Linked DNA regions of Homo sapiens: regions 2, 3 and 4 are each linked to region 1. A link is a loop called in an ENCODE intact Hi-C map of the cell type or tissue named here. Cell type or tissue: endothelial cell of umbilical vein. All regions are shown on one strand.

Evidence for each region. A loop is a pair of places that touch in the nucleus more often than their neighbours do. Peaks named below come from ENCODE experiments on the same cell type or tissue, not always from the same donor. Only the 100,000 strongest peaks of a DNase experiment are listed, where the experiment ranks them.
Region 2: a loop joins it to region 1, with 3 times the contacts of the local background. A loop is called at or near these places in 6 of 110 quality-filtered maps.
Region 3: it touches region 1 in a loop (4-fold over the local background); 6 of 110 quality-filtered maps call a loop at or near these places.
Region 4: a loop joins it to region 1, with 10 times the contacts of the local background. A loop is called at or near these places in 13 of 110 quality-filtered maps.

What each region holds. Positions count from the first base shown.
Region 1 is chr7:122,524,197-122,532,196 of GRCh38, reverse strand. All of the region lies in intron 8 of CADPS2 (calcium dependent secretion activator 2), which reads left to right. It overlaps LOC105375481 (a long non-coding RNA gene), which reads right to left and starts at 4,465. Exons shown (of 4, transcript XR_001745347.2): 1 at 4,387-4,465; 2 at 909-1,007. RefSeq lists enhancers at 4,028-4,528, 4,529-5,029. In endothelial cell of umbilical vein, a CTCF peak has its summit at 3,115 (motif pointing right); a DNase peak (open chromatin) is centred at 3,136.
Region 2 is chr7:122,303,334-122,311,333 of GRCh38, reverse strand. FEZF1 (FEZ family zinc finger 1) reads left to right here and starts at 6,584. Exons shown (of 4, transcript NM_001024613.4): 1 at 6,584-7,697. The coding sequence starts at 6,897. FEZF1-AS1 (FEZF1 antisense RNA 1) reads right to left here and starts at 7,676. Exons shown (of 7, transcript NR_036484.1): 1 at 7,066-7,676; 2 at 6,591-6,761; 3 at 5,072-6,046; 4 at 4,674-4,818; 5 at 3,846-4,031; 6 at 2,777-2,847; 7 at 1,257-1,750. In endothelial cell of umbilical vein, no CTCF peak of the experiment used is centred here; no DNase peak of the experiment used is centred here; H3K4me3 peaks cover 525 bases; H3K27me3 peaks cover 6,907 bases.
Region 3 is chr7:122,289,313-122,297,312 of GRCh38, reverse strand. No RefSeq gene overlaps it. Among named protein-coding and RNA genes, the nearest start is that of FEZF1-AS1, 10 kb to the left of the region's middle. In endothelial cell of umbilical vein, no CTCF peak of the experiment used is centred here; no DNase peak of the experiment used is centred here; H3K27me3 peaks cover 1,526 bases.
Region 4 is chr7:122,011,472-122,019,471 of GRCh38, reverse strand. It overlaps PTPRZ1 (protein tyrosine phosphatase receptor type Z1), which reads right to left. Exons shown (of 30, transcript NM_002851.3): 12 at 5,583-8,000; 13 at 204-348. Among named protein-coding and RNA genes, the nearest start is that of AASS, 130 kb to the left of the region's middle. In endothelial cell of umbilical vein, no CTCF peak of the experiment used is centred here; no DNase peak of the experiment used is centred here.

The DNA.
Region 1 (8,000 bases):
ACAATTTGAGATAAATCATTTGTTGTATTATGTAGAAAAATCAGCCAATTGATAGAATTTCCCAAATCTAACTTTTTGCAATGTCGGGGCATAGCCTAGATGTCAAGATAATGCTAACAGGCTAACAGTATTTTGTTTGTTTGTTTGTTTTGTTTTTTTTTTTTTTGAGACGGAGTCTTGCTCTGTCACCCAGGCTGGAGTGCAATGGCACGATCTTGGCTCACTGCAACCTCCGCCTCCTGGGCTCAAGCAATTCTCCTGCCTCAACCTCCTGAGCAGCTGGGATTACAGGCACCTGTCACCACACCCAGCTAATTTTTGTATTTTTAGTAGAGATGGGGTTTCACCATATTGGCCAGGCTGGTCTTGAACTCCTGACCTTGTGATCTGCCTACCTCAGCCTCCCAAAGTGCTGGGACAACAGGAGTGAGCCACCGTGCCCAGCCTGCTAACAGTATTTTTTAAAACATCTCTGTAGTATCTTTATACTTATTACAAGGGATAATACATATATTGGGTCATTTGATCCTCTGGATAATTCTTTGAAGCAATTAGGAAACCAATCGTTATCTCCATTTACAATTAGAAAAAACTGATTGAGACTCAACTGAGACCAGTTTTAGAATTCTTAGAATTCTTATCTGTAAGTATATTAGTATAGGGACTCTACTCATTCTCTTTTTAATAAGTAGGTAATTTTGTTGCCCCATTCTTAAGAGTTAGTGGGAACAACTAAAAGAGAATACTGTTGCCCTTAAGAGAAGAACTTCAAACCTCTGGTTTTAGGAAGGAGAATCTTGCAGGTGTAGATGACTAGACTGTGAGGCTGGAACTTGAATTCTGAGGGTTCCCCTCCTGGGGGGATTCTCACATCCTTTCCACAATACTGTGCTTGACCTCAGACATACCCTAACTTCACCTCTTCTTCTTTCTCTTCCATTGTGGACACTCTTTTCTTTGACGCTCTCTGCAGTTAAAGCAGTGTAGAACTTCTGAAAGTCTTTATGCTAAAGGACAACAAATGAGAAAGTAATCACAAAGAATATAATAAACTACCAGTACAGCTTGCTGTCACTGATGGATTCTGAGCTGTTTCTCTACTGCAGTGTGACACTGTACTCTCTCAAGATTGCTGACTTTAAATGGCACCTCAGTGAGGCTTCCCTACTACTTAACTCTTAGTTGTTGTTGGTTTTTTCTCAGTGAAGATTCCTATCTTACGCCCACCAGGGATGGCATTCTATACATGTGAACACTTTCCCATTCACAATCAATCCAGCATCTAGCACAGGAGGTCCCTCTCCCCAGAATACAAGGAATGGTCTTGATCCTGTTGTTCTGAGATCAAGACCATCTCCTCCGTATAAAAGAGGTAAAAAGCTTACTTGAAGACAATTTTATATATATGGTAGCTGGAAGCCATTGCTTCAAAATTAAATAGAATGCTAAAGTGAATCTTGTAGCAAAGTCAGAAAGTATAAATATTTAATGAATATTGTGTATTAATAGTTATGTGTAGTTTTTAGCACAGTCTTTTGTAGTATTAAAAGTATCAGAAGTTGGTTATAACTTACTGTTGTCTGTAGTGATAATTGAAACCTTATAAGATTGTTATATTAACTGAGATATGTAAAGCATAAAGCACAATACTTAGAATATAGAAAATTTATCTTTTGAAAGGTAAGTTGTTATAAGGAAAATGATGGTGATAAAATGCAGTGGGGATAGTTATTTTAACAACATTAGTAGAGTATACTATGGCATAGAATATTTCCTAATGTAACATAGTCTCATTTTACTCACTTTTTAAAATTTGTTTTTACTTTCAGATAGAGTGAAGCTTAATTAACTTGAAAGCTAGTGGGAAAAAAAAAAAAAAAAGCTAACTTAAGCCTAAGTGGAAACCTTTTCTTATTTCAAAGCTTATTGTTGAAAACTATATTGAAATTTGTTAGAATTTTGTGCTTTTTAGAGTTCACAAATATATTTTATTTTTAGATTACTAAGGATCATTTACTCACCTGTGTTCATCTGTCTGAAAGTCTGTCTTGTAGGAACTACCATGGTAATTTATCTTTACCTTTTATAATATCTTCTGCATTATTTTTGTATTAAGTATGAGGATATCTTCTGTTCTAAACTGCCCAAAGTAAATATTAAGTGAGTCAAATAGCACTAATTCCAAAATATGTCTTATAGAGTCTAAAGTAAGTTTTTCATGCCAGTTTTCTAATTGTAGATCAAAGGAAGGAAATAAAAAATAAAAACCTCTGAAGAGTTAAAGAATTATTTGGATTCTAATCTATTAACATTATAGTGCAATTCTTGTTAACTTTCCAATTATTTATGTATCTCCCTGAAAAGCAGATATAAATGTGCCAGCAATTGAATCAAACCTCATACCCAGGAATGTAATTTTGGCGTGGATCTTCAAGCGGGATCCACATTTTATTTTCCTGTGGAAAAATAACATACCTTCTTAATTGAAGCTGAATAAATCTTATGTTTCTTTTCAATTCTGCTGTTTAGATGGTGCCATCCAAAAGACAGGGAGGAAAAATATATTTAAAAGTCATTTTCTTCCAAAGGCTGATTTTCCTCCCATTCCATTTAATGGTTGTTACTCATTAAGAAAAATCCAGAGACACCACCAGACTGGCTTTAACTCTTTTATTCTTTTCTATTAATTAGTATTGTTCCTCTACAAGTTCATGTAACAGATTTCTAGTCTTTATCCCTAGTTTTATGTGTAATAGGAGAAGGATTTCTGCTTATAATAGTTGTAAAATTAGGGATGGGTATACTTTTTTCAGTGAAATAAATGCCTTACTTATTTCTTTTACTCCAAATGTGTTTTTATGCCTCTTTCATTTGTATGCCTATGAATGTATGAGTCTGTGAAATGATTCCATTAAAATAGAAATATTTAGTTATTTGAACTAATATATCTTAGTGTTGCTTTTTTGGGGTGGGAAGGTACTGATTTCCTGTGCTGAAATGTGCCGTAAGAAAAAAGAAAGAAAAGGAATAGATTTTGTTTCGGAGTGGTTTATAAGGAACAACTTCACAAGTACCTTTGGACATGGCATTGTAATTCTTGTAGGACAAAAGTAATAATATGTATATGTCCAGTAGATGGCGCAAACATTCCCCCAAATAGAAAATAATTGTCTTAAAGTACAAAACTTGGTATTAATAATAAAAGTGGCACTTATTTAAGTAGAATTAAGTAATTTTCAACACATTTTCTTTTTCAAAAATGTAAAAAGAAAAGGTTAAAAGGAAGTGAAGTGGTAGTTCATTTTGGACATATCAAACTTGTCAAGAAAGTATCAAATTAATATAGAAAAACTTTAATGTTTAGTAGTTTATGAATAATCAAAGATATCACAAGGTCAGTTTTAACAAAAAATATCCAAAACTTGAAATTTGGAATATGTTGTGTAAATGTCAAAAGCTATTTTTCCTACTATCTTGGTTTCATTTTTATGTGTCCTACATTCATAAGCAGAAGCACTGTGAATATAGTTTTGTCAGCAAATAAATAAATGGAATTCTTAAGCTTTAAGTTAAAAAGGAAAAGAAACATTATATAAATCTAGTCCTATGTAGTCCATCCTTACTGCCCATGGATTCTTTATGACTACTGGCTTTACTTAGTTATTCATTCTCCCCTAAATAAAGATACATGAGAGAGAAGCTGAACGTTATAATTTTTGTAGTAGTCTAGAATTTGTTAGTTGGTTGATAAGTAGCAATTTCTTAAGAACTTAAGAAATTCTGTAGCTTGCAACATAATACAGGTACTCTTTAGAAACATTGCTTTTATCTAATGAATAAGAAGAGCTAGTTTTTGTTGTTGTAATGTGTGACATTGTAGGTATTCTTCATTTTAGAAAAAGATATACTTACATTCTTGCCCCATTCTTGGAAAGCTTTTTTCCTTAAATGGGACAAAGCTGAAAAGTTTATTACCATCCTCACACCCCAAAGAGTCCTTCAAACAAGTTAAGTTGAAATATTTTCTGTTCTGCTTACCACCACCACCACCACCACCACCACCACCACCACCACCACCACCACCACTAATGCCTTCATCTACATTGTGTTTTATAGTTACAAAGGCCCCTTTCATACATCATTGCAGCAGATTTTTGTAATGACCCCATCTATTATAGCAAGGGAGCTAATATTGCTATTCTTGTTTTACAAATGAGAAAAGTAAATCTTATACCTGGCACTTAGCCATTTAGAGAATCATTTAGGTTCTCTCTCTTTCTCTGTTTGTCTGTCTCTCTCATTATTTTCACCCTTCTCTCTCTGTTTTGGGGGAAACATTTATTCTCCATTCCCAATACTTGCTTCCATGTAAGGGATATTCATTACCGTAATGAATGTTCTCTGTTCATTCTGCACAAGCCTGTCATGGGCAAGATCTTCTCATGGAACAGCCTGTCCTCTTAGCACTATCTGTGACTGGGCTGGGGAAAATACGTGTCATAATAATACTGAACCTCATAAGGAAGCCCACCACTTGCAGGAAACACACACACACACACACACACACACACACACACACTCTCTCTCTCTCTCTCTCTCTCTCTCTCTCTCTCTATTCAGTATTATCTTTACCAGTATTAAAGGTGATGTTTTGTACTCTGTCTACTCTTTTAAGTCAATTTGTTCAGAACTCGGGCAAAGAAAAGAGATACTGAATTACTTGGTCTCCTCAGAGATTCCAACTGTCAATATCAGACAGTTTTGTGTTTTTTTTTTTTTTAGCATATTAGTGAGAGTTAGAAATCTGGTAGCATTTTGAGATCTTTAGACATATAATATATTCTGTTCCATTTTGACTGAAAGGTCCTTGTGATGCTGTGAGATTGAAGCCATTTTCAGCGGTGGTTGAAGAGCCCTGGAAGTCCCTTTTCGGCATAAAGGGGCTTAAGGTGCACTAGATTCCTGAACCTCCAAGCCTGTTTTCACAGCAGCTGCTCCATGCTTCCTTAATGTTTTCATCATTCACATTAAGTTAAAATTCAGGGTAATATTCTGCTGCTAAAATTATTTGAATACTCTTGATCTAAATATACTACCTTTATCAAAAATCCAAAGGCTATCCAAGACTTTTTAACATTTTTGATATATGTTGTATAATTTTTGCAAAATATTTACTTCCTTTATTATAGTTTTATTACAATTGTTCCTAATGACAAACTAGGAAAAGACCATTCAGTCATTCCAAAAATGTTTATGGAGTGTCTGCCATATGAAGGAACAGTGCTGGACAATGAGGATAGAGTGGTGAGTCACAGCTGATATGGCCCTTGCCCTCATGGAGTTTGCAGTCTTGTGTGGGGAGTAAACATTAGTCAAACAATCTGCTGGCCATGACTTTGTGGAAGAAATGTCTACATGTCACCTAGTTGGTATAATAAAGGAATATGACCTAATTAGCAATGCAGAAAGTTCTCTGAGAAAATGATAGTTGAGCTAAGAAGACGGTAATAAATGGGAAATATGAGACTCAAGAACTAAATCAATTTAAAAATAAGTGTTAGAAATGGATGAAATTGTACAATGTGTGGGACAAATGGGGTGAAACACACTACATGTGAACAATTGGAAGAGTAGTGAGAACCCAGAGAGTATTTGTACAGAGGAGTTCTTCGTGTCAAAGGAAGACAATAAAAATATCAAAGAAGACCAGGCGGGATGGCTCATGCCTGTATTCCCAGCACTTTGGGAGACTGAGGCAGGCAGATCACCTGAGGCGAGGAGTTGGAGACCAGCCTGGCCAACATGGTGAAACCCCATCTCTACTAAAAATACGAAAAATTAGCTGGGCATGGTGGTGCATGGCTATAATCCCAGCTACTCAGGAGGCTGAGGCATGAGAATTACTTGAACCCGGGAGGTGGAGGTTGCAGTGAGCCGAGATTATGCCATAGCACTACAGCCTGGGCAACAGAGTGAGACTCTGCCTCAAATAAATAAATAAATAAATAAATAAATAAGTGTATCAAAGGATATCAACACAGTGTTTATCCATGTGAGCAACTGCAGAAATGTCTCTGACCAACTAACACGTCAAGAATTCAAGCACAAAGTATCAGAGAAAGTTTAGCAAGAACAAGAGCAAAGCTGTGTCCTCAGCCTGGGGTATTGGGCAGCTTATCAAAACAACTGCTGGCACACAGCTCATAATGATATTTTGTCAATGACTGATGGCATATATGACAGTGATCCCATAAGATTATAACCTTTTTTACTGTAGCCTATGTTTAGATATGCTTAGAAACACAAATACTTGCCATTGTGTTACAATTCCTACAGTCACAAGCTGTACAGGTTTATAGCCTAGGAGAAATGGGCTGTACCATGTAGCCCAGTTAATTTCTCAATTAACCATAATATAATAACCAGTTAATAACTCAACCGTATGGTCCAGTTAATTTCTCAAAGTATGTGCTAGGTATGTAGTAGGCTGTACCATCTGGGTTTACGTAAGTCTACTCTGTTACCTTCTCACAAAGACAAAATTGCCTCATGATGCATTTTTCAGAAGGCCTCCATCATTCAGCGATGTATGACTGTATTTAAACACAAGGGAGCAGGGCAGGGACTGAGACACTGAAGCCAAAGGATGATATCAGAGCTGGATTAACAGCAAGCGTATCTTACTGCTCAGTTCCTCCAGCCTTGAATCAGAACTCCACAAGCCTCCTTGACTACCGACAAGATTGGTCACAAAGTGTAAAGTTGAAGTTCAAGTGACATAGTTTTCGTAGAAGAGGCTATTGGGAAGGGAAATCTGTGAAACATGCTGAGTGTTAGGAGGAATTTAGGTACCTTTGTAAATAAGTTACAGGAAGATGTTACTCTAAAGACAGACATAGTTTGTTTACTAAATTTCAGAGCTCTGCTAAAATGTCCTCATTAGCCAAGACCAGAGAGCAACATACTAGAAGAAGAGGCCTTTCAGGAACCAAGTATAGTCCATGGAGATTATGATCAAAATTTTAAAGAAAACTTTTTAAAGAATTTTTTTTTTTTTGAGACAGGGTCTCACTGTGTTGTCCATGCTGTGGTCCAGTGGCACTATCATGGCTCACCACAGCCTGGACCTCCTAGGCTCAGGTGATTCCTCCCACCTCAGCCTCCTGAGCAGCTGGGTCCACAGACACATGGCTAATTTTTTTATGTTTCTTGTAGAGATGGGGTTTTTGCCATGTTGCCCAGGCTGGTCTCAAGCCCCTTGGCTCAACAATCCGCCTACCTCAGCCTTCCGAAGTGCTGGGATTATAGGCGTGAACCACCACACCCAGCCCCAAACATACATTTTTATAGATACGTAGTAAAAATATGTTAGAAGTGAAGATGGTATTTTAATTATGACTAGGATATTAGTTAATTCCAAACAATGTAAAAACCCAGTTATATAATTTTATTGCTTAAAGACTCATTAACAGTAATCTAGTCCAGTTAATTTCTCAAAGTATGTGCTAGAGAACATGACTGTTACAGATATTCTATGGAAAATATTCTGCACTTTTGGAGATACCACATACACTATTCTCCCCTACCTTTGCACATGTCTGCTACAGGCTCTTAGAAGTCCTTAATAAATACAGAACTTGCTTAGTTTTGTTTAACTGAGTATTCCTCACATTTATTTGCCATTCTTTTTCTTCACAGTACCTCCTTGTATCCAGATGTTCCAAGACACACACTGTGGAAAACACTGTATCTCAAACTGTCATCTTAATTATTTTTTTAGAGTGTATGTAGTTTATAGAATGGGCATTTTATGTACATATTTCACTTGAAATTCTGAATATGAAAAAGGGAGACCGATACCTACATTTCCAAAAAAAAGGAAATGAAGGCCTAACATATTTGTGTTAATTCAGGATTACCTGTATTACATGTAATGTTAAATAACATTTGATCATTTTGTTATATCTTGGGAATAATGTGCCCTAAAAGAGAATGTATTT
Region 2 (8,000 bases), 220 kb after region 1:
TTGGAGAGTAAAGCCAAAGAAGGGAAGGTAGAAAGGCCTTTCTGTTAAGGTCTTAAACAGGAGAATCTAGTTAGAAAATTCTCTTTGCCCTGGGACCATAAGGAGACCCCAACTACTCTTAAGCACAGGCCAAACGGCTTCAAAAGGGAGGATTCTCGGAGGAAGGAGGTCGGCTAAAAAAATACACGAAAGGTTTTTGGAAGAGATACTCAGAGATGCTTCTCAGACATTCTTAAAATTTGACTTAAGAACGTATTTTCCAGGAAAGTCAAAATGACAGGCAAACCTAGTGAAAAGATGCTCTAGTTCCTCCTTAGGTATGCCACACCCCCGGGCCTGTTTTCTTTCACCTTGCGTCTAGATTAAATGACCCTTCAATTACACCCTGAGTCGTCAAAGCAAGTCTATTAGCGAGTGCCTGTTCAAAAACTTTCATCCAGGAGCTCTCCACCATCTGTTCCGCGGTCTCTTAAACCAGATCCGGCGCCCCCTCCCGAAACTCTTTGGAGCCTCCCTCGCCATCTCTCAGCCTTGGGGGGATGGAGCCGCCCCAGGACCTGCGGGAATGCAGAGGAGAAGGGGAGGAGCGCGATTGCGCCCGGGATGGGTTGCCAGACCAGCTGGGGCGGTGGTGGTCCAGAGGCCCGAGGTCGGCGGGACCTGATCGAAGGCAGCGCCGCGTCGACCACCCCGGGAGCCGGACGCTTGGGAGCCCCAGCCCGGCAGCGGCGCCCGGTCACTGAAGTTGCGCCCCAACTCCCAGCCGCCTCCAAGCTTCTCGAGCTAAGTTTCCTGACCCCTCCAAGGGAGTCTCACAGAGCTCGGTGGCCCTCGGCCTTGCCAACGTCACTTTAACTGTTTGGAACTCGTGAGCAAGAACCGAGAAGTGGAGAGCCCAGCCGGGGAGTTTTCAGCTTTTCTGTTTCACTTCGGGCTTCTTCTATTCAAATGGCTCTGCGCTGGCCACCGAATCCTGAATGAGGCGGGGCTCCTCTGCCCCAACTCCAGCAGCGGGAACTTGGTTCCCCTGGGCAGCCGGGGGCAGGGGGCGCCAAGGCCGTGGCGATAATGAAGGCTGAGACGGCCAAGGCCAGCGGGTCGGCGCGGGGCACTCCCGGGCCGGAGTGGCCATCGGCCGGAGTTCAGGAGGTAACTGAATTTATAAGCGGTTCTTAGAGCTTTCTAGCTCGAGGATTTTTATTTACCTCTACTGCTTCTCCATTTCACTAAGCTCGTTCTTTGCTCTGTGTTGTTTTAATTTCTATTATCGACTTTTATTTCATGGGATCACTTAAGAAAGTTTGAAAATAACATAAAAAATGCTTTAAACTTCGTGGGTAGTGTCAAGGAAACAGTCGAACCGTGTCTTGAATATGGTTGTTTTGTGTGTGTGTCTGCTTGTTTCTAATTTTGGCCACAAACACAAAATGTCTTTAAAATTGTCCAGGGACTGCTGCAGAACGCTAATCAATCAATTGCACGAAAACAGGTTTTTTCTATTATTGGAGGCAAGTATTTCAGTGTAGAGCAATAGAGCATGTTTGGGCTATCTTCTAATTGTTCGCCTTCCAGATTTCAGTAACACCCTTGTAAGTGACAAGCAAAACTTTGCTGGGTTTTGTTGCTTGACGCTGTTGCTCCACAGTAAAGGTTGGAGAAACTGGGTTACTTGTTTTATAAACTTCTTTTTTTCCATAAAGTCCAACCCTGAGTCATAGCCTCTCAGTCTGGAGGGACACACCTCACAGGCCTGTGGGAATGGGTGAGAAAAATCTCAGCATTAGTGGAGGGTCAGAAACAAACTGAGCCCAAGTGCTCGCTGTCTGTATTGCCTGCCACCTCATTAACAGCTCTCACATTTGGGCTCTTCATTTCCTTTCACAAACTGATTTGCTATGTAAATGCTGTTTTGAGAGAAATAATTTCACTGGGTTTAAATGAAATCCTAATATAAAAGAAATAATAACAACAAAGGTCTAGAGACAAATAATCCACCCTCACACTTCTTCCCCCAAAGAGAGGAGGGCTCTGTGAGTTAATCAACCCTTCCCACATTTATAACCTGTGATACTGTCCTTCACATTGCTTTAGGAACTTAGCAAAAATTCTTTATTTGCTACCAAACTAACTAAAAGCACACTAGTAGCCTTAAATTTGAACTTGTTGCCAATATGTTTGCTAACGTGTTGGAAAGTTAGTTCCCGTTGTGTATTAAGTAATCTGAGGTATTCAGAAACTCTTTCCTTGAACCTTATAGACCTTTGCTATTTGTGTCCCATCCCGTCACCCTGCCTCCATCACACACCAAAAGAAATAACAAAAGACCAGCCAGAGATAAAGACTATAAGCAGAAAACGCAGAGGAATTAAAAAACGTGTTTTTCCTTCTAGAAGTACAGTGTGTTGCCTTTGGTGCTATGTATTAAACAGGAAAAAGTGTAGATGTGCTTGAATGTCAAGGCTGGGGTGGGGGGTGATGTCAGAATAATAATAATGCTTTCGTCTCTCCTCCCTTAGCTCACAAGCTAAAGCAAAGAGAAAGCAGACTGTTGCTCTTGGTGAAGGGGCTGGGGGTCAGAGACGTTGAACAGGCCAGAAAACTCTAAAAACATGACCAGGGACAAGTCAATGAACTAGGGCAGAAAGTGGAATTAGTTATAATATTTTCCAATCCATTTTTAATTTAAAAAAATCAATAGTATTTTGTGACATATCAAGGAATAAGAGATTAGAGATTATGGCTTATTTGGTAATGTATGGCTCTATTATCTTATTACCTTTTATTTCGAATTGCAGTAACCATAGCCAGAAACTGCATTTGCTTATGATAGGGACTTCAACAAAAAGCCTGTGGAAATCATGAATATTTTTTAGTAATAGCAAGAACACAGCTTAGAAAGTATTGAAGTCAAAATCAGATTCCTTAGAAAAAGAGAATTTTAAATTACTTTAGAAAAGCAGGACTTTTTCTTATTTTTTAAATAGATCTTAACACAGAGTTTGTTATCTGGCCTCTTTATATCATGAACTGCTGTGGTTTCCTCAGGATATTTCATAAAGGATAAATCATACACTGAAACTCGCCTTCCATCAGGATTTGAGGTTATAAATACTGCCTTTCCATGGATGGAAAGGGGAGGCACACTTAATCATCAGCTCTCAGCAAAAAAATAGGATTATAGGATTCTCAAAGAAAATCCAAAGAAACTGTAAGAGTTTCTATTTTGCCATTAACAAAACAAACAAGGCTCCCTTGCATTTGTTTTAATAACTAAAAAATACTTGCATTGAAACGTTTTGAAAGCTTCTGAATTTGCTGAATATACTCTGTTTTTATTGCCTTTTTTGTTATTTTCAAATATATTTGGAAATAAAGTACTAGACAGATTGGACGGTAAGATAGAAGCCCTTTCTAAATATATTTTGTGTTTTGTGACAATTCTTATTTAATAGAGATAGTATTACTAATTAACATGTGTTTTTGGTTAGGTTTTGAAAAAATTAACAAATGTTGGATATCAAGGCCTGGAGTTGTAAAGCACCTTTTCAGTCTTTAGTAAACTCAAGGCCATCTTAAAGGAAGAGCATAATTGATGCTTTGCCATATTTGTGTTAACTCAAATGACATTTTCAAACACTTGCCAAAAGGGCAAATCCTGAAAAGACTAGTGAAAAGCAAACTGTTGAAATATAAACTATACAAAGCATGCATACCTCTTAGCCAATATTTTTTCCTTTTTAGTTTGGTATACACCAAAGGAGAAATTTACAGAGGTCAAAGAAAGGCTCTTTTGCAGTTAAGGAGAGGGGAGGGGGAGGAGAGGAAGGGGAGAGTGAGGGACACACCACAAGCGTAAAACGAACTGGTGGCATTCAGTCAAGAAGGCAGGTAAGGCTCCAGAGGCCGCGAATTGTGTACAAGTCAGCTGGACTCTCCAAAGCCTTCCAGAGCCGGGCTGCTTCGCGCTTCTTGGCTTTTTCCTTTCAACCTAGCCCGGTGGCGGAGGAGTGCAGCAGGAGGGGGATTTTTCGCTGCTGGGAAGTGGCAGGTAGGAAAAGGAATCTGATCCGGCCCAAAAGTCAGCAATTAAAGTCTTAACCGCGACCCATCTGTCGTGGGACAGAGAACCCCCCACCCCCCTTTGCCCCAGCAAAGCCCTTCCCGTGCCCTTTGTCTGAGCAGGGGAAAGGAGGAGACTGGTTCTGCGGCCCCAACAGCAAAAGGAAAGAAAATTTCCAGCGCTGACCAATACTGAGTGTCTGCGCCCGGTCCAAGGACAACTACGAAGCGCCTCTCGGGGATGTGGCGCCTCTCCGCTTGCTCTGCCCAGGTGCTCTGTCCCGTGGCCCCAGCAAAAGGAAAGAAAAATTTGCAGTCTGGGCGAATCCAAAGTAGGTGCACCCGGGCCAAGGACGGTTCCAAAGGGCCGCCTTGGAGTGTAGCGCCTCTTTGCTTTCTCCCCCCGGGCGCTCTGCCCTTCTCTGCTGCATCAGTTGTCCCAGCCTGAAGCCACCTCGAGGCCTGAAACGAGGCACTCCCAGGCCTAGCTGCTGAAGCCCGTCGTATTCAGCCAGACCTCTCCCCCCATCTTGCCCCTTGGCTGTCCTCAACTTCCAATAAGACTCACTCCCCCTCCCCCATTTCTTCAGCCTGTGAGCTTTCCCACCACTCACCCAGCTGCCACTGCCTTTCTGTTAGACATCAGGCGCGTTCCCAGCCCAAGCTCTCTTCCTTTCCACCCCTCTTGGCTCTTGGGGCAGAGGCGGAACTGATTTTCGCGGAAAGTTAGAGTGGGGCGGAGGGACCCGGGTAGCTTGCCTGGCATGTGTTGAGAATGGGGTAGAGAGGAGGGAATACTTTGACGTCAATTTCCTTCGTTTAAGGTCCAGTTTCGCATCTTTGAGTGAAATTGCTCAGGGACTTAATAATGCCAGGGTTTCTAGTCCGCCGTTATCCAGCCTTCCGGGGCCAACCCTTTTCAGAGCTCTAGCAGAAGGACGCCCCCACTACACTTGGCCCAATACCTGACACCCGCCACCACCTGTCTCACAGCCACGTGGGGTTAACTCACCAGGCAGATGGCACCTTGAGCTGCTGCGGTCGGCCACTCACTTCAGGGTCCAGGCCCCACCGCCCTTTGCTTGCAGCTCTGCGCGCTCCTTTGGCCTCCTCACGCCAGCTTACAGCTGCCGTGTCTTCAAACTCTGTGCAGCCCTTCCTGCGCGCCTAGCTGCGGGGTTCAGCTCTGCGTGATCGCCGGCTGGCAAGAGACTGCGCCGGGGAAGGTGCGCGCCGCAGCTTCCAGCGCGCTCCTGGACGCTCTTGCCTGGGCGGCGGGAGCCCGCACAGTCGGAGCCGCAGCCGTAGGCGTCTTCCCGGAAACCTCCACACGCTCCACCGCGCCGCCCCAGGAGTTTCGGCCGAGGTGCCACACCCGGCGGGTGTTCGGCTGGGGGGCGTTGCAGGGGAAATGGTCTCTACGCGCGCTCTTTGGGAGGCACAAGTGCACCTGTGGACACAACTCTGGCGCCGGCAAGTCTCCTTGATGCGCACAGACATCCAGGCTGCCGCCTGCGCTGCTTAGAGGAGGCTTGCAGACACCGGCAACCGGAGTGGGGATTAATACACTCTGTTTCCCTTCTCCGCTCGGCATTCAGTATTTAAAATGCTCCGGGAGAGCTCTAGCTGAGCGCAGGTACTTAAGAAAGAAATGCTCTTTCCAGACTCTCAATGGAAACTCGGAAGCGTGCGCGCGCGCGCGTCTGTGTGTATCCTGGGTGGGGTCCGATCGAGTCAAGGTTGCTTGTGGTGTGACACCCAATTATTCCTTGCAACTCCTCAACTTTGTGGATGAAAGTGCGACTTTCCCAGGCCTATTGCCGCGGGCATTGCCTTTACAAAACCACAAACACAGAACAAGCCTCCTAAGGCTTTTAATTTTCGGGGCGTTTGGGGAGGCCAGTTACCTGCCGGCGTCTTCTAAATGGTCCAGACTCGGTTCGGGCCGCGGAGACTCCGGGATTCCGGGAGCGGGCAACCCCGAGCCCTGGAGGAAGAAATAGGTCTGCGGAGGTGGCACAGATCTGACCCGGCCCAGCCCGGCCCAGCCCGGCCCACCCAGGCCCAGTGGAACCAAGCAGCGAAACCTCGGATTTCACTGCCGAGGCTTCCTAGCCGAGGCTTTCTGGAGCTTGGCGTTTGATAAATATAGCCTGGCGTTTGCCCCTGAATTAGACTCCGTTTCCTTATTTAGCCCTTGCACAATGATTTTAGATGATGTCACTTAGAGCTAAACGAGAAAATTGATCTCAGATTTGCTTGGCCTCTAAAGCCTGGTTAAGCAGATTGAGAATTAGAAAGGCAGAGGAAGCAAAAGGGGGGTGGGGATGGGGGGGTGCGGAGGGTAGTGAAGTGTGCGCGGCAGAGTGTGTGCGCAGAGGGGAGGGCGCGCCAAGCGGGTGAAAGCGCCCCCGCCTTTTCTGGGCGGGGAACCTCACTCACCAATGAAAAGTAGTTACTGACTGCAGATGAAAAAAAAAAAAGTTTTCCTGTTGACTGTTGGAAGCGAATTGAGCAATTATCTAGTTTACCTTCTCCTCTTGGAAGTTAACGATTGGCGAGATCTTGGCTGCGTTATTGACACAACACTTTCTATTGATAGAAATAAGTAGTGATTGTCCCCGAGTCATTGGTGCGCCAAGAACTCTGCGATGGGCTGGCAGGAGTCCATTGGGCTGGGCAGGCAGGTTCGGCTGGTGATGCTGGGGAGGAGGAGGAGGAGGAGGCTACTGGTGGTGATGGTGCCCGTCCCCCTCTCCGCAGGTCTGTGACAAGCAGGGAACAAGGCAACGGACGGCGCAACCCAGCCCCGGCTGACGGACGCTGGCGACTCAGACATGGACAGTAGCTGCCACAACGCGACTACCAAAATGTTAGCGACTGCTCCAGCTCGGGGCAACATGATGAGCACGTCCAAACCCTTGGCTTTCTCCATTGAACGAATCATGGCGCGCACCCCAGAGCCCAAGGCCCTGCCAGTCCCCCACTTCCTGCAGGGAGCCTTACCCAAGGGGGAACCCAAGCACTCTCTGCATCTCAACTCGTCGATCCCCTGCATGATCCCCTTCGTGCCTGTGGCCTACGACACGAGCCCCAAGGCAGGAGTGACGGGCTCCGAGCCGCGGAAGGCCAGTCTGGAGGCCCCGGCGGCGCCCGCGGCGGTGCCCTCGGCTCCCGCATTCAGCTGCAGCGACCTGCTCAACTGCGCACTGAGTCTCAAGGGCGACCTGGCCCGCGACGCGCTGCCGCTGCAGCAGTACAAGCTGGTAAGGCCGCGTGTGGTCAACCACTCTTCATTCCACGCCATGGGCGCCTTGTGCTACCTGAACCGAGGTGACGGCCCATGCCACCCGGCAGCCGGCGTGAACATCCACCCGGTGGCCTCCTACTTCCTCAGTTCCCCTTTGCACCCGCAGCCAAAAACGTATTTAGCCGAAAGGAATAAACTGGTGGTCCCGGCGGTGGAGAAATACCCTTCTGGAGTAGCTTTCAAAGACCTGTCCCAGGCTCAGCTGCAGCATTACATGAAAGAAAGCGCCCAGCTTCTGTCGGAAAAAATCGCGTTCAAAACCTCGGATTTCAGCCGAGGCTCTCCTAATGCCAAGCCCAAAGTTTTCACTTGCGAAGTGTGTGGAAAGGCAAGTACAATGCAAAACGGAGATCCTTTCCTTCCCTCCCTTCCTTCCTTCCTTCCTTCCCTCCCTCCCTCCCTCCTTCCCTCCTTCCTTCCCTCCCTCCTTCCTTCCTTCCTTCCTTCCTTCCTTCCTTCCTTCCTTCCTTCCTTCCTTCCTTCCTTCCTTCCCTCCCTCGCTCCTCCTTTCCTTCCTCCCTTTTTAGTATTTTGGGGGTAATTATTTGCATACACTTTTTGTTAAGATTCTCTTCCTCCTACCCTCTCTCTGCCCGGTTTGATTTCAAAGTTACTTGTGCGGCTAACCTGT
Region 3 (8,000 bases), 230 kb after region 1:
ATAAACCTATGTACTGGGTAAATCTGTTACTCATGAAGTTTATGATTTTAAGGGCCCACAACTTATTGTTGTTACCAAAGAGAGTGCATTTTAAAAAGCATTAAAATTAAAACCAACGTAAATTTCAATGGGTAAGAATATGAAGTTGTTGGCTGTTGAGATAAAAAGTAATTTTGAACCCAATGAAACATTGTCTTTTTGCTATATTTTTGTTAAAGCCACAGATTACTCTCACACAAGAAGTTATTTGTGTCCATTGGGTTAATTAAAATCTGGATAACAAACTGTATTTGTGAGTAGAAAATACCTTGCTATGAATTTCATTGCTGGCTGGGTGCGGTGGCTCACGACTGTAATCCCAGCACTTCGGGAGGCCAAGGCAGGTGGATCACCTGAGGTCAGGAGTTCAAGACAAGCCTAGTCAACATGGTGAAACCCCGTCTCTACTAAATATATAAAAAATTAGCCAGGTGTGGTGGCAGGCGCCAGCTACTTGGGAGTCTGAGGCAGGAGGATTGCTTGAACCCCGGAGGCAGAGGTTGTAGTGAGCTGATATCGCACCTTTGCACTCCAGCCTGGACAACAAGAACAAGAACAGAGCTACATCTCAAAAAAAAAAAAAAAAAAAAGATTTTAATTGCTTCTAGAAATTAATGCAGTGTGTCCATTTCAGCTTCAGGACAAACTAAAGACAAATAGTGATATACTATTCAACACACTGGTTATTTGCATGATTTTGGTGTTAAAGAAATTGCCAGTTCAAGCTAGCCTAGGTTATCTCCCTCCATGCAAAAGCGAAGAGGATGCCTAGCGTTTAAATGACCTTGATATGAAAACCTATCTCTGTTATTGTAATTTTCTCCATACATTGCTACATGTTGCCTATAATGATCTTGGAGAAAAAGTCAAAATTCATCATGTAATTGAATGAGTATAAAGTTATTACAAATCATTATGCACATTTTCTGTTCAAGACTGAGGTGACACTGGTGTCAAATGAAATCATGTCACTGTTGGTCTTATGGAGATTAAGTTACTAAGTAAAGATTAAATAAAATTCTGCCAGGACAGGTCTCCAGGGTTAATATTTTGCTGTCAAACAAACAAATGTTGCTCCTGGGTACGAAGGTGTGGGAATGGAGAAAGAAAGCATGAGGTATCAGTTTCTAACTAGAGCTAGAAATCTATCACAAAATGTAGAGAAGATCATCAGTTTGATTTAGCTTTGTTCTTCTTAGTAGGAATAATGAAGACTTTTCTTTTTGTCTGAGAAATCTGAAAGTTTAGATCAATGCATGACTCTCTAGTTACAATAACAAGGTGAAGTCTTTTGACAAGCCACAATGGAAATGTAACTTATCAATTAAATATAATAAATATGATAACCAAATCTGGAGTGTGTGTCTTAGTTAGCTCAGACTGTTGTAATAAAATATCATAGACTGGGTGACTTAAACAGCTGAAATGTTTTTCTCACTGTTCTGGAGGCTGGAAGTCTCAGATCAGGATACTAGCATGGCCTTCTTCTGGTGAGAGCTCTCTTTCTGGTTTGCAGATCTACCTTCTTGCTGTGCATTCACATGACCTCTTCTTGTGCCTCCTGGGGAGAGACAGAGAAAGCAAGCTCTTGATTTTCTCTTTTTATAAGGGCACTAATCCCATCCAAGGCTCCACCCTCACAACCTCATCTACCTCTAGTTGCCTCCCAGAGGCCCTATCTCCAAACACCATCATATTCAGGATCAGGGCATCAACAAATGAATTCTGAGGGGACACAAACATTCAGTACATAGCAAACATACACTATGTTTGTATGTTTGTAGTGTATGTTTGTGATATAGCAGTGGGTGCAGTATTCCAAAAGTGTAACTTGTTTACACAAAGCTCTTAATAAAAGTGGACTTACATTTTTAAAATTTCAGCAAAATCTACATTTTGGGAATCTCTAAAGGATAAACAACCCAGCAACCCAGTTTCTTCAACAAATAATTGTAAGGAAGAGAGAGAAGTAGAGGAATAGAGAAAGGAAGAGAGAGAGAGAGAGACAGAGAGAGGAAAGAGAGAGAAAGAGAGAGAACAAGGAAACCTATTTTTTAAAAAGACTTAAAAAAAAAAGAATAATCAATTATTACATGTGAATCTTATTTTAATCCCAATTCAATGAATAAACTGTAAAAATAAAGTCACATATTACATCTAAAATTACTGGGAATTTGAACACTGGGCATTTAATAAAATTAAGGAATTATGCTTACTTTTTAAGATGTGAAAAATGTAGCATACTTTTGTGTTAAAATAGTTTTTTAGAGCTCTGTATTCTGTTACTTAAGTGTAAAATGATAAGATTTCTGGGATTTGTTTAAAAATAATATTGGAGAAGAGGAATAGGTATACATATAGATCAAATAAGAGCTATAATATTAATCTTTTGATAATCATTAAAGCTGGATGATGATAAAGATTGTATTATACATTCTGAATACTTTCAAGTCTTAAATTGTTTTGTTTAAAACAAAAAGTTTTAAACAACTCCTCCAGTGAATTGTACCATGTCACAAAAATTCTTCCCTAAACACTCATAACCCTATAACCCTGAAGCATTACTTGTATTTTTTACATTTTTTTAAATCTGATTTCAGGAATAATACCATTACTATATAGAGCTTTAAACTTTTGTGAAAAAGTTTAAAAATTAAGTAAAATAAGATATGCAGAAATTTTGAAATGGGAAAGGAGGTAGAGACATAAAAGATGCCTTTCAATAATTATCAGTTAATGATATAAAGGAAGAGACCAATGGATCTGTTACTCTTGTAAGAAGAAGGGAAAATTGAGGGCCAAAGACAATAGAAAAATTATATTTATTAAAGCTATTTCAGATAGTAAGGAAGAAACATATATAGGTTCCACCCTATAAATATGTATAGGGTTGTAACTGTCATCTACCTAATAGAGACCAGGGAATTTGCTAAAATTTCTTAAATGTATAGGATAGTCCCATAAAATAAAGAATTTTCTGGACCAAAATGTCAATAGTGCCAAGACTGAGAAAACCTTACTTAAAGCTTCTAGTTCCCAGGGCAGGTTCTAATAGGGTCAGTTTGGCCTCTTTAACTGACCTATTCATCTGGGTATTAATTCATAGTCCACTCAATCAAACAAACAAAAAACTGTAAAACTAGGCAACATATGTGAAGCATCTGTTTTAGGTATTTAGCAATAGACTGTGCAGAACTGTCATCATAAAAATCTGGACTCCCAATAATATAAAATCTATAATATCTAGCACACAATAAAAATTAATAGACATATAAAGAAGCAAGACAATGTGACATATAATTTGGAGAACAAATAAGCAATTTAAAGAGATCCCAATCTGACAAAGATGTCAGGATTAGCAGGCAAGGACATTAAAACAGCTGTTATAAAAATCTTCAATAATTCAAAAAAATGGGACATAAGTAAATATATGGGTAATCTCAGCAGGAAAATAGACACTATAAAACAAGAACAAATGAAAATTTTAAAACTGAAAAATAAACCTGAAATTTTACTGGATGTCTCTAATAGCATATTGGACAATGCAGAAGAAAAAAAAAATCCATAAACTCTAAGACAGGTCACTAGAAACCTAAATTGATACTCTGGCAAATCAAGATTATTACATATTTTATATATATTATCATATAAAATACATATAATCATATATATGTATATATATATTAAACAACAGACAGTCATTTTTTCATAGTTCTGAAGGCTGAAAATCCAAGATCAAGGTGTTGACAGATTTAGTTCCTGGTGAGGACTCTCTTTCTGGCTTGCAAAATGCCACCTTCTCGCTGTGTGCTCACAGGGCCTTTCCTTAGTGGTTGCAAAATAAAATTAAGGTGCCGGTCAGACTGAATTCCTTCTGGAGACTCTAGGGAAGAAATTTTGCTTTTTCCAGCATTGAGAGGCCACCTGCAGTACTTGCCTCACGGTCACATTCTTGTTTTATATGTTTTAAGCTTTTATATGTATGATCTTATTTGATTATCTTTCAAAAATTATGAGTTAGACCACACTTAACAGCATCATTTTACAGTTGAGAATTTTGAGGATTTTAGAGGTGAAGAGACATGCTCAAAGTCACCCAGCAGTCAGAAGACAGAACTAGAAGACAGAATTAAAAGGCAGAAGAAGACTGGACCATGGTGACTCCAAGACAAAGACACTTTAAGCTATCATAACAGAGAAATATTGGAATCAGCAAGCCCTGACAGTTAATGTCCTGGTAAACTAAAGGAGTATGGCTTATGAGAGCCAGAACCAGAACCAGGCATGGCTCTACTTTACAATAATGATTAGCCAGTGGGGGCTGGTTTTTTTCAATATCCCCACAATCAGAAATGAAATTACACTCTTAAAACTCACAATTTGATATCAAATATAAGAAGGAACTCCTAATTGTAAAGAAAAAAAAAGATTTCACAGCTGGATGCATTGGCATGACCTTGTAATCCCAGCTAATTAGGAGGCTGAGGAAGGAGAATCTCTTGAGCCCAGGAATTTGAAACCAACCTGGGCAATACAGTGAGATCCCATCTCAAAAAAATTAAATAATTAAATTATATTAAATTAAATGATTCTACAGTAATACAATCAGGAAAGTTACAGAGTTTTTATGGCTAATGGTAGACAATGGAGTACTATATGATTAAGTTGGTTGGGCACTCTTTGCCTTTGAGACAATTAACATTTCTTCAAGGCATTTACCTAATCAATATATCAAATGTGGCATACAAAAAGTTGGAAAACTAGTATGATTAAAAAAGAAATAGCTAGAAGTCAGGACTATCCTTAATGTCACACAAAGTAATTGGCAGAAAATGCTAAATTCTACTGGATAATCCTTGGTGCATCTTAATACATAGCTATACAGTTCAAATACATGTATATTCCTATTCAATTAAGTACCGATATTTTACAGGGTGAGTTTAAAATATTACATGAGAAATCAAATAAATTTCAAGTATGTAGTGCATTGTTTCAGTCTTCATCACAGAACTTAAAGGACACCTAGAATGGAAACTTGAAAGAAAAACTTGAGAAGTACTAAGAAAGCTAAATCAGTCAGTCAACAAAAATGTATTGTGTGCATTATGAGACAGGACTTGTACTAAATGCTATTGCAATAGTGGTACAATAAAGAACATTGTCTATGTTTTGATGGATCTCAACCATAATGTATTTAATATGAAATAATAAATAATTATAAGCATAGAAAATAGTATGAAAAAGAAGTAAGAGTTTCTGAAAGGAGGATCTAATAAAGTCAGAGTGAAAAAGGTGGTTGTTTGTAAAAGCTTTCCTGAGGAAGTGATTTTAACAGGAGTATTTTTATCACCATCTGTATCTTTCTTGTATGTAAGCCATTTTTTTCAATAAAAGACTTAAATCTTAGGGAAGAGAAGAAAATATATTTCTTGAACAATAAGATTATCTTTGTATTTTTATTGTACCTTGAGTTTCAGAGTTAGTCTTTTGGATCTATAGTTAGATGTCTTAAAATCTAGGCTTTGTAAGGAAAAACTTTTTTTATTAATCTCAAAAGTCATATTTTGTCCTGCTGAATATTTTGAGATAGTTTCAAATATTAATACCAAACACATAAGATACAAGTATAATTATGTTTATAAATTCATCTGTTTGGCCTGTGTAAAAGAAAAGTCAATTTTGGAAAATGATACTTGAATCATGCAACTTAATCAGGGGATGATTCCAATTTTAGCTGGTGTCCCAGTTATGGTTTCTTCTGGAGTAATTAAACATATCCCATGGGCCTGGCATACTGCTATCAATTTGGAAAATGTTCCTTTTCTTTGGTGATGATGAGTAAAGATTGCCTGACAACATTTGCTTTTACTTGGCAGGGGTAGCAATACACTTTCCTCTTCTTACCACAGAGCTATGTGAATTCTCATGATGCCTGCGCAATTTTTACTGCACAACGTTCACTTCAAATTCTAAAATGGCAGCATAGAAGTAAGCTGACTTCACTCCCTGCCTCAAATAGAAAACCAACAAAATATATACAGCACCAAGATTATTACCAGCAATATTCCAGAACTCATATATGAGAAGGAGACAGTTCCCAGGGCCACAGAGAAGTGAAACACTCCCAACAGCTTGTAAGAGAATTGGATTTTCATAACTGTGGTGCCCCTCCCCTCAATCTGCCCAGCACCAAACTCATGGAAAATTAATATGGGAAAAAGTAATATGGAGGTGGACACTCAGCTTTCCCATCATCTTGGGCTACCTGGCAGGAGACCTGTTCCTGACTTAGCCCATAGGCAGCATTGGGAGTGTCTGAAGGAAGAAGTATCCTTGAGGACAACCAGAAACAATGGGGAGAGGTGAGACTACCATCCCTAGCTCTGGAAATTCTGCTCTATAACCTGACAAAAGTAGATTCCAAATTGGAGTGGCTGTTCAGCAGCACAAGCTGTAGGAGGTTCATTTGACAGGTCCCTTGAGCATAAACCCCTAGCTAACCTTCCACATTGCCAGGCTATCCCCGCTTTGGACTTATCCCATGTGGAATGGGTGGTACTCTGAGTCTTTAACTAGAGCTGAGGCAAACCTGGGCTTAAGGTGCCATCTAATGCCAAAAAGGAGACAGTGTCCAAGTGTGAACAAAATAAAGAAAATCAACACATAAATTACAAAGAATCTCTGTGCAAACATATCCAATAAAAACCAAAACAAGCCAGACAGAGAAGATGGATAAATAATTCATATTTCAATGTGAAAAAATAGACATACATCCACAGGAAACAATAGCAGACAGAGAACCATAACATCCTCAAATGGAAAAAGCATGGAACCAGTCACTGACACTAACAAGACGGTGATATGTGAACTCTCTAAGTAATCAAAATAACAGCTTTAAGGAAACTCAGTGATCTCCAAGATAACACAGAAAAGCAATTAAGAAATTTATCTGGGAAATGTAGCATAGAGGTTAAAATTAAAAAAAAAAATCAAACAGAAACCATGGAACTGAGAAATACACTTGCTAAATTGAAAAAGGTAATAGAGGCTCTCAACATCAGAATGAGTCAGAGAAAAGGAACAAGTGAGGTTGAAGACTAGCTATTTGAAAATATGTAGAGTTGGAAAAAAAATAATAAAAAGGAAGACCAGACCTATTTTACAAGAAAGCCTAAGGGAATCTTTTTTTAATCTGAGTTTGGTATGCATAGCATGATTCCATTACCAAAAGGAAGTGGTAGGTTTGAAATTTGGTGTAATTAAATCTTAAAAACACAAGTATGCTGCAAGAACAGGTGGTCCAAGATTTCATGTCACTTATATTTTAATCTATAGTTTTGGGCCCTTGGGGACATTCTGTATTGACTGAGGGAAGGAAAATAAATGAACCTAGTTTAAAGATCATTCTGCATGATATGCTGACTGAAGGACAGTTCTCTGTATAGCCTTGACAAACCTTGCTCCTCCCTCTTTCTCACTTGCAGTTCTCAAGAATAACTGTAGAATACACTGGGAATGCAACATCCTGAGATAAGGATGAACTGGCTGAAACATCCCTGACTCTATTCCTGTGTGTCCTAAGACAGGAAGTCCTGTATTGCTTTAGCCCGGTGGTTCATGTGACCCCCAGGGTATAAAACTGATGTGATATGGAGCACATGCAGACAGGATTCCTTCTGCCATATGTAGCTTTCCTGAGGCTTGGGGACTGGCTCACTATGAATCCTAGGCTTCCACTGTCCCTGATGCCTATCTGTGAGTAATAAAGTTGCTTTGCTTAACTGATGTGAGTGTTCTGTTTCACAAGACCCATGCAAGTAGTAGAAAATGCTGCTCAATGAAGGATATGAACAGACATTTCTCAAAAGAAGACATTTATGCAGCCAACAGGCATATGAAAAAATGCTTATCATCACTGGTCATTAGAGAAATGCAAATCAAAACCAAGATGAGATAGCATC
Region 4 (8,000 bases), 510 kb after region 1:
TCCATTTTATCTTTAATTGATGTATGAAGAACAATTAACTCCTTCATTATTGTGCCTTTGGATTCACAAATTTACCTTGAATAAATTAATGGCAGCTCTCAGGTAAAATACATTTTGAATATGCTTTGAAGACCTTTCAGATGAAATATGGGCAAAATCTGAGTTTTATGAATTAAATTTTCCAAAACAAATACTCAACTTACCTCCAGTAGATGAGAATACCCACAAGAACCACTAGACAGATAAAAGTCAGGGCTGACACGATCACAAGGGGTATAACTGCCTTCTTCTCGGATTCCAACCCCTCAGCTAGACCAATACGAGACTCATGGCTACTATTACTGGCCTCTGTAGTCAGAGAAAATTGAGAGAATTGATATTTAAGGTGAAGGAAAAGTCACAGCATTTTTCAACTGATTAATTGCAACCTTCATTGCTGTTACTTACCTTTAAAATTTTGACTCTTTGATGCAAAGAATGTCTACAATTATAAGCCAATTTAATTAAAACAAAGTTTAAAATGTAAGGCAGGCTATTAGACAAGAAGAACTACAACATCCCAGCAGAGATTGGCACCCAGATAGGGGTGCCTTGGCAACAGGTAAGCATAATATTGCCTTGAAAAGCCTTGCTAAATAAGAAAAATCAAAGTAGTGTAATTTAAAAATCACTACTGATTTAAAATAGAATGGTCAGGAAAAACAGCGCTACTTACTGAATCACCATATATATTAATTTTCTAAAATAAATTTAAATAGGATTATTTTTAACCCTGCATTAGGTAAATAGTTAGAAGCAATTAATAATTTCATGAAGAAAAAAATCTTGGGATAACTCTTCTTATATTAGGATAACCTTTCAATCCAGTAATCGATTTCAATTTTAAATATAGATTGGTTTTAAATGTTATTTTGAATGTTCTTCTTACCCATTGTTTTATTCTACAAAAAAAAAAAAATGCAATTTCAGGTGAATTGGAGGAATATGTAGATCTAAGAAATTCTTCTGAAATATGCAAGTGTAAATAATTAAAAATCCGAATTTGGTCCTTGAGTTAATTTTAAAAGATGACACATGATTATTTTGGGGGCCAGTCAGGTACATTACTGTACTAGCACTTTGAAAATCACTTTAACTAGAGATTACCTTCCAAGTTGTTAAAAAAAGAGTTTCAGAACAGTGAGTGTTTGTGGCCAATAACAATCCTTCCTCTTTGCTTTGAGGTGTGTTCAGTGGGAAACCAAGATGACTGAGCATGAGAACGGTTTCTAACATTACAGCATGCTGACAGTGCTACAAAAAGCCCTTATATCTACCTGCAGACATTCTGAAAGAACCACATTTGAGTTTCCCATCAAAATCTACATGCCTTCTTATGCACTTGGCACTTCTGATGCTTAAGTAATAGGAGACAGAGAAACTTCACTTAACTTAAATATGTATTTAAGAAAATTGAGACTAATATAAGTGCACATATATAGCATTAAAATATATCTAATTGGAGAGAACTTAAGATTTAAAATAATAGCTTTCTTCTGTTGATCAAGGGTGATAGCAGAAAGGGACAGGAATTTAATCCATTAATAAAGGGAATGTATCAGGCTGGGCGTGGTGGCTCATGCCTGTAATCCCAGCACTTTGAGAGGCTGAGGCAGGCGGATCACTTGAGGTCAGGAGTTCAAGACCAGCCTGGCCAACATGGTGAAACCCCATCTCTACTAAAAAAAATAAAAAATACAAAAATTAGCCAGGCGTGGTGGTGCACACTTGTAATCCCAGCTACTTGGGAAGCTGAGTCAGGAGAATGGCCTGAACCCGGGAAGTAGAGGTTGCAGTGAGCTGAGATCACGCCACTGCACTACAGCCTGGGCAACAGAGTGAGACTCTATCTCAAAATAAATAAATAAATAAATAAATAAATAAATAAATAAATGTAATGTATCACAGGAATATAAATGGCACACACACTTCCCAAGATGTTTGGTCTTATAACTATAAATGCATTTACTAGGAAAAATGGAATTCAAAGGTGTGATTAAAAATCATAAAACTGTATAAAAAGTGAAAATGTTCTAAGCCAACTCAGCCCTGAGTTGTAGCTAATATTCTTGTGAGAAAAGCCCAAGACTCCATTTTTTAAAATGTTAATCCTAAGCTCTGGCCATTATTTTGTGGAGACTCATTTAGAATCATCTAGTCACCTAAATAACCTGATGGTGAATGCAATGAGCATTTCCTTATAAAATTTAGAAAAACATCTTATTTTATACATGGTTGTCTTCACAGTTTTTTCTATTGTAACTATTGTTACCTAGATGGAAAGTAAGTGTGTCAGTAATAAATGAAAACATTCACTTAGCAAAGTCCTTGGTACCTCATTTAGTACAAATGGTGGTTAATATTATTATCTATATCAGATTTTCTTGACGTTTGATCCCCAGAATAGCAGCATCAACATCATCATAACTTAGAAATGCAAATTTTAGGCTTCGCTCAAACCATACAAAATCTTCTGAACCAGAAACTCTGTGTGTAAGGGTCAGCAATTTGTGTTTTGACGAGTCCTCCAGTTGATTTTGATCTATGTTAAAGTTTGAGAACCAGTGATGTAGATTAATATATGTACGAAGTAAGCTTATATAATTATGCAGGTCTTCAATAGCCACAAATTTTCAAAGCAACATGTATATGGGTATATATATATATAATTACATATTTCATTTATATATGTATAGCATACATATATATGAGATATGTCCTATCATATATGTCATATATGTAAGATATATAATGCATTATATATGTAAATATACCATATACACATATTTATATACAGACACTGTATACACACATGCACACACATATAGTCTTGTGTATAAACTTTTCTCAAAAGTGCTCTGGGATATTTGATCTTAAATCCTTTAATTAAGGAGTCAGAATGATCAAACTATGGCATGAAACCTAGCTCTTTTACACAAAATAGGATATCTTATGAAAGCACAGACAATCAGTTGGTTGCTTTGTGTACTATAATGAGGAATTAATTTTACTGATTTTATTTTTATTTATTTGAGACTAAAATATCTCCTTGAGATGGCTCAGTAGTATATATGAGTTACCTAAATTAAAATATTTAATTAATAGGTAATTAAGAAATAAAAAACTAAGATTAACATTTTAAAAGATGTTTTGAGAATAAGATAGTATAATTTTGGTATTACAATTTAAGCATTACATTTATTTAATTGGCCCCTAACATGAAAGCATAATCTTTAAGAGATAGACATTTCCAGGCTCAGTTTTGTATTTACTCATGTGACCTGGATCAAATAATCTAGTATCTTTGGGTGTCAGTGTACTCATTTATAAATTGTGGATACTAATATTTGCCTTATCTATAGTATTTTAAAGAACACATCCTGTAAATTGTTCTGCATTCTAGAAATACACCATAAAATCTTAAGTTTCAGAGCTAGTCTGCATGCATTTGATAAAGGGATATATTCAATTATTGGATAAGACAGATTACATATGATTTTATAGATACAGTTTTAAAAATAGGCCAGAATTTTCCCCTAATCTTGTTTGATCTTATTTACTTCACTAATTATGTTACTTGATAATGTTGGATGTCATATTCATATTGTTTTATCCTAATTAGTGGGAGAACACACTCTTGATAATTAAATAAAACTAATTAGTGCACTGAAGAGAAATTTGCTAAGCTTTAGTCAATAATTTTAGGTTTAGCATCTCATTATATATATCCTTCTATAATAGCATAGTCTAGCAAGAACGTATCAATGTCACTACCTGGTAAGACAGATAGATGGATTCCTGATATTTTCTTTTAACATAAATCTAATGAAAACTAAAAAGCAGCTACTATAATTGAGAACAGATAACAGTTCATATATATGACAGCACTAATGACTATAGTGACCTATGGATTCATTATTCATTCTCACATATCAGCATTTAAGTGTTTAAAATGCAATGTTAAATAGGTATCAATTCAGAATACAGAAAAAGTTTTCTATCAAAATGTACAAACTTTTAATTGCTGCTGCACTGAAGAAAAAATATACAACTAATTAAAAAGATGAAATCGCAAAGAGGAAAAATATTCTAATGAGACTGATGTCTATGTTCTGGATTACAAATATTCACTTTTATACAATGAGTGCATTTTGTTACATTAGCCTATCATTTAACTTGATGTTAAGATTTAAATAGTTTCATTATTAAACTTTAAGATACGTTCACATTTAATAAAAGCAAATTATAAAATTCTTATGACCAATTCAATGAAAGTATTACTTTTCTATACTTAATAGGATTGAACTTCCCTCTTCTTTCCATTGGCATTTAAAGCAGACATCTGTATTATAAACACTGCACATAATCTGCTCTAAGAAACATCTGGTCAGTAAGCTAATTTGCATAAAATACATTCACAAATGAAATTCATTTCTACAGAAAAATGTTTAGTGTTTTACATCTTGTGATACAATACCTATACATACTGTACATATTAATGCCCATTATTTAACTTAAAAAAGTGTGTAACAGCAGGCATAAAGTAAAATGTATTTTGATGGTTTACACTGCCCTCTTTAGGCAACATTAAGATAAAGAAAGACAAAAAAATTAAAATTTTTTTTAACTTCATTATTAACTCTCAAAACTTAGTAATAAAACTAAATAAATAAATAAATACATAAATACCTCCCTGGCCTGGTGCAGTGGCTCACGCCTGTAATCCCAACATTTTGGGAGGCCGAGGCGGGTGGATCACGAGGTCAGGAGATCAAGACCATCCTGGCTAACATGGTGAAACCCCGTCTTTACTAAAAATACACAAAATTAGCCTGGCGTGGTGGTGGGCGCCTGTAGTCTCAGCTACTCGGGAGGCTGAGGCAGGAGAATGGCGTGAACCTGGGAGGCGGAGCTTGTAGTAAGCCGAGATTGCACCACTGCACTCCAGCCTGGGCGACAGAGCGAGACTCCGTCTCAAAATTAATTAATTAATTAATTAAATAATAATAATAAATAAAGCTCCCCAAGCTGATATGAATGTGGAAATTAACTAATTCCTTTCTACAGGGGTGTGTCAGAGAGAAGTGCTTATGTCACATTACTCTCAGATTTAATAATTCATTTTATAATTAAATAGAATTAGTTTACAACTTATTTTAGAACAAAAGTATGAAAATTAAAATCATCTAAAATAGCATACTCTGATCTTGCTTTAAAAGCAGTGTACTAAAAATGTATTATGCAAACAGAATTGCCCCCACCCATAAAAGACATCCTGTAGAGTATGAAATATTGACAATAAATAAAAATTGTTTTGTCTATTTTGGAGAGAATTAAATTAAAAACCAAAATGTGTTAAATAATTGTTTGAAATAATAAATAAAATTATACTTCAGAAACTGGAGACTGATTTGTTGAATGTTTTGATTTTAAAAATGATGATGTACCATTTTACCAAATTTCTATCTTTCTATAATTTTCATTTTACTTTTAGAGCAAGCAAACCACCACACCTCAATCTGTCCTTCTGATCCGTAACTAACCTGCCTCTGAAACGTGGAACACTTCTGAGTTCTCGCTAGTAACAGATGATGTTGGGGACTGTGGGAATCCAGGAGTTATTTCTGAGTCACCTGCTGCCAGGATCCCATCAGCATCTTTTTCATTAGTGTCTGCAAAACTGAAATCTGTGGAAGTCTCATTCTCATTAAGGCTATCTGAGGTACCTTGCCCTGATCCACTTTCTTCATCACTTGTCAGAACTGCCCATGCTTTAGATTCAGGGCTGAGAGGAAGCAGAGCACTACCAGTCTGAATGTCATTTTCCTCTTTTCCATCATTGTGCTTTTGGGATAGCCCATTTGCTGATGGTGATTTACCAGGACTTCTGTCCATACCAGTTTGACTGTCTGAGGATACACTTGTGACTCTATTATCTTCTTCAGAATTCTCAGATAGTGAGTATGAGATTGGATTATTCTGATCCATAAGACTGTTTTCGTGGGTGTCTGAATCATTCATTACCTTTTCCTGTGATTCTCTATAGGATGAGCATGACATACACTTATGAATGGATAAGCCATCACTACCTCTGTCATCATCATCATCATCACCATCATCATCAGTGTCACCATCTTCACCACCACCCACTAAACCGGCATCAGATTTGGCACTATGACTCAGCTCAGAAGTTGCCTTAGAAGGAAACAGCAACTTTGTTGAGGTTACAGAACCATCTCTGTGGGGAGAAACAGCTGTAATGGCAACATGCCCATTTCCTATAGGAACAGAATGATCAGTAGATACAAATGTATCAGAAGCAACTGTTGGAATACCAGCAAATACCTTACCAGTAACAGAACTTTTGGTGGAGGTTAAAATTTCATCGGAATGTATAAGCTTATTTATTAGTGTATTTAATGGTTCATCAATTGATAAAACAGGTGTAGCAAATACATGCCTTCCTTTTGGGGGATGGGCCTGGTTAATCTCCAAATTGGCCGTTTGGAACAACTCATCATTACTGTACAAAGAAGGTACCACTTGGTGGGAACTTTCACTTTTTAACAAAACTGGTTCATATTTCTCACTTGCATAGGAAATGGTCAAACCTTGAAGTGAAGCAGAGTGCATATGAGAAGTAGGCGACACATCAAAAACTGGTACAGATGTAGAGTGCAGCATGTTTTCACTTGAAGCAGAATTTGATACAATGAGATGCAACATTGTAGAACTAATTTTATCAACTTTGGGGGTTTCAACCAATATTGGATCACTGGGCACAGCTGGAAGAACAGTTTTAAGCAAGGTGTCAACATCAGAAGCCTGAAAGGAAGGTTGTAGCAATACTTCAGTACTAAAAGAAGCTGAGGTCTCATAAAATAAGAGCTGAGTTGAAGGAGATAACATTTCACTAGAAGCAGGGTCAGAGGATGCTGGCTCTGAGTTTGCACTAAGCACAGGTTTAAGCGAAGTGTCACCAGATGCTTGAGAGACAGTATGTGTAGGTTGAACTGAAAAGTTATTTTCTGGAACTTGACTAATCTCATGATCAAAAACCTTAGTGGTGGTATGAGCAAGGGACCCTGGAAACATGCCCTTGGTGCTAGAAATGGAAACAGAGGTTTCTTGTAAAGACGCATTCAACTTATTTACATTATCATACATGTTGGGCATGACTGTGCTTTCAGAAGGGTAAACCATCTCATTGAAAGAAGGAATTTGCAGTTCAGTCTCATTTCCATATATTATTTCACTTTTAGAAAGCGCCTTATTATCATCACCAAACACAGATGTTGTATATGTAAATTCAGCTACAGAAACAGGTGAAGAAATGTTAAGGGCTGTCAGCCCATCTGTGTCAGGTAAAAGAAATTCACTATCAGAAGAGGCTCCAGACCATTCCCCATCACCAGAGAGGGCATGAGTAGGCTGCAGTAATGATGCAGTTGGGGTTATTAACGAAGACTTAGGTATTGGTATATGGCTAGGGCCGCTAAATAAGGAACCCTGATAAGTTACACCCACAGAATCATGCACAGGTATTGCAGAACTGTAAGAAACAGTGAAGATGTGTTGGGAGCCCTCATTATCAGACAAGGCATAAGAAGGTTCAGGCCCTGAAGAACGTGCATGCATCATGGCATCACTGCTGGGTGGTTCAACTTGAGAAAACATAAGCGTTTTATAAAGAACACCAGATTCACTACCAAATTCCAGCGTCTCTGAAGCAGCATGAGTAGTGGACAGCACATCAGAATACTGAGCAAGGCTGGGCTCTAATAGCAAATCACCCCCAGCCACTGGCAGAGAAGCATGCAAGGGCACCTTATCACTCTCGGTAGCTGAAGTAACTTGTGGAAGGATTTGAGAAACTGTATGCAGATGGCGAAACAATTCACTACTGAAGGAAGCAGAGGAAAATGGAAGCAAAGGTGCACCATCATAGGAAGACAGGATGG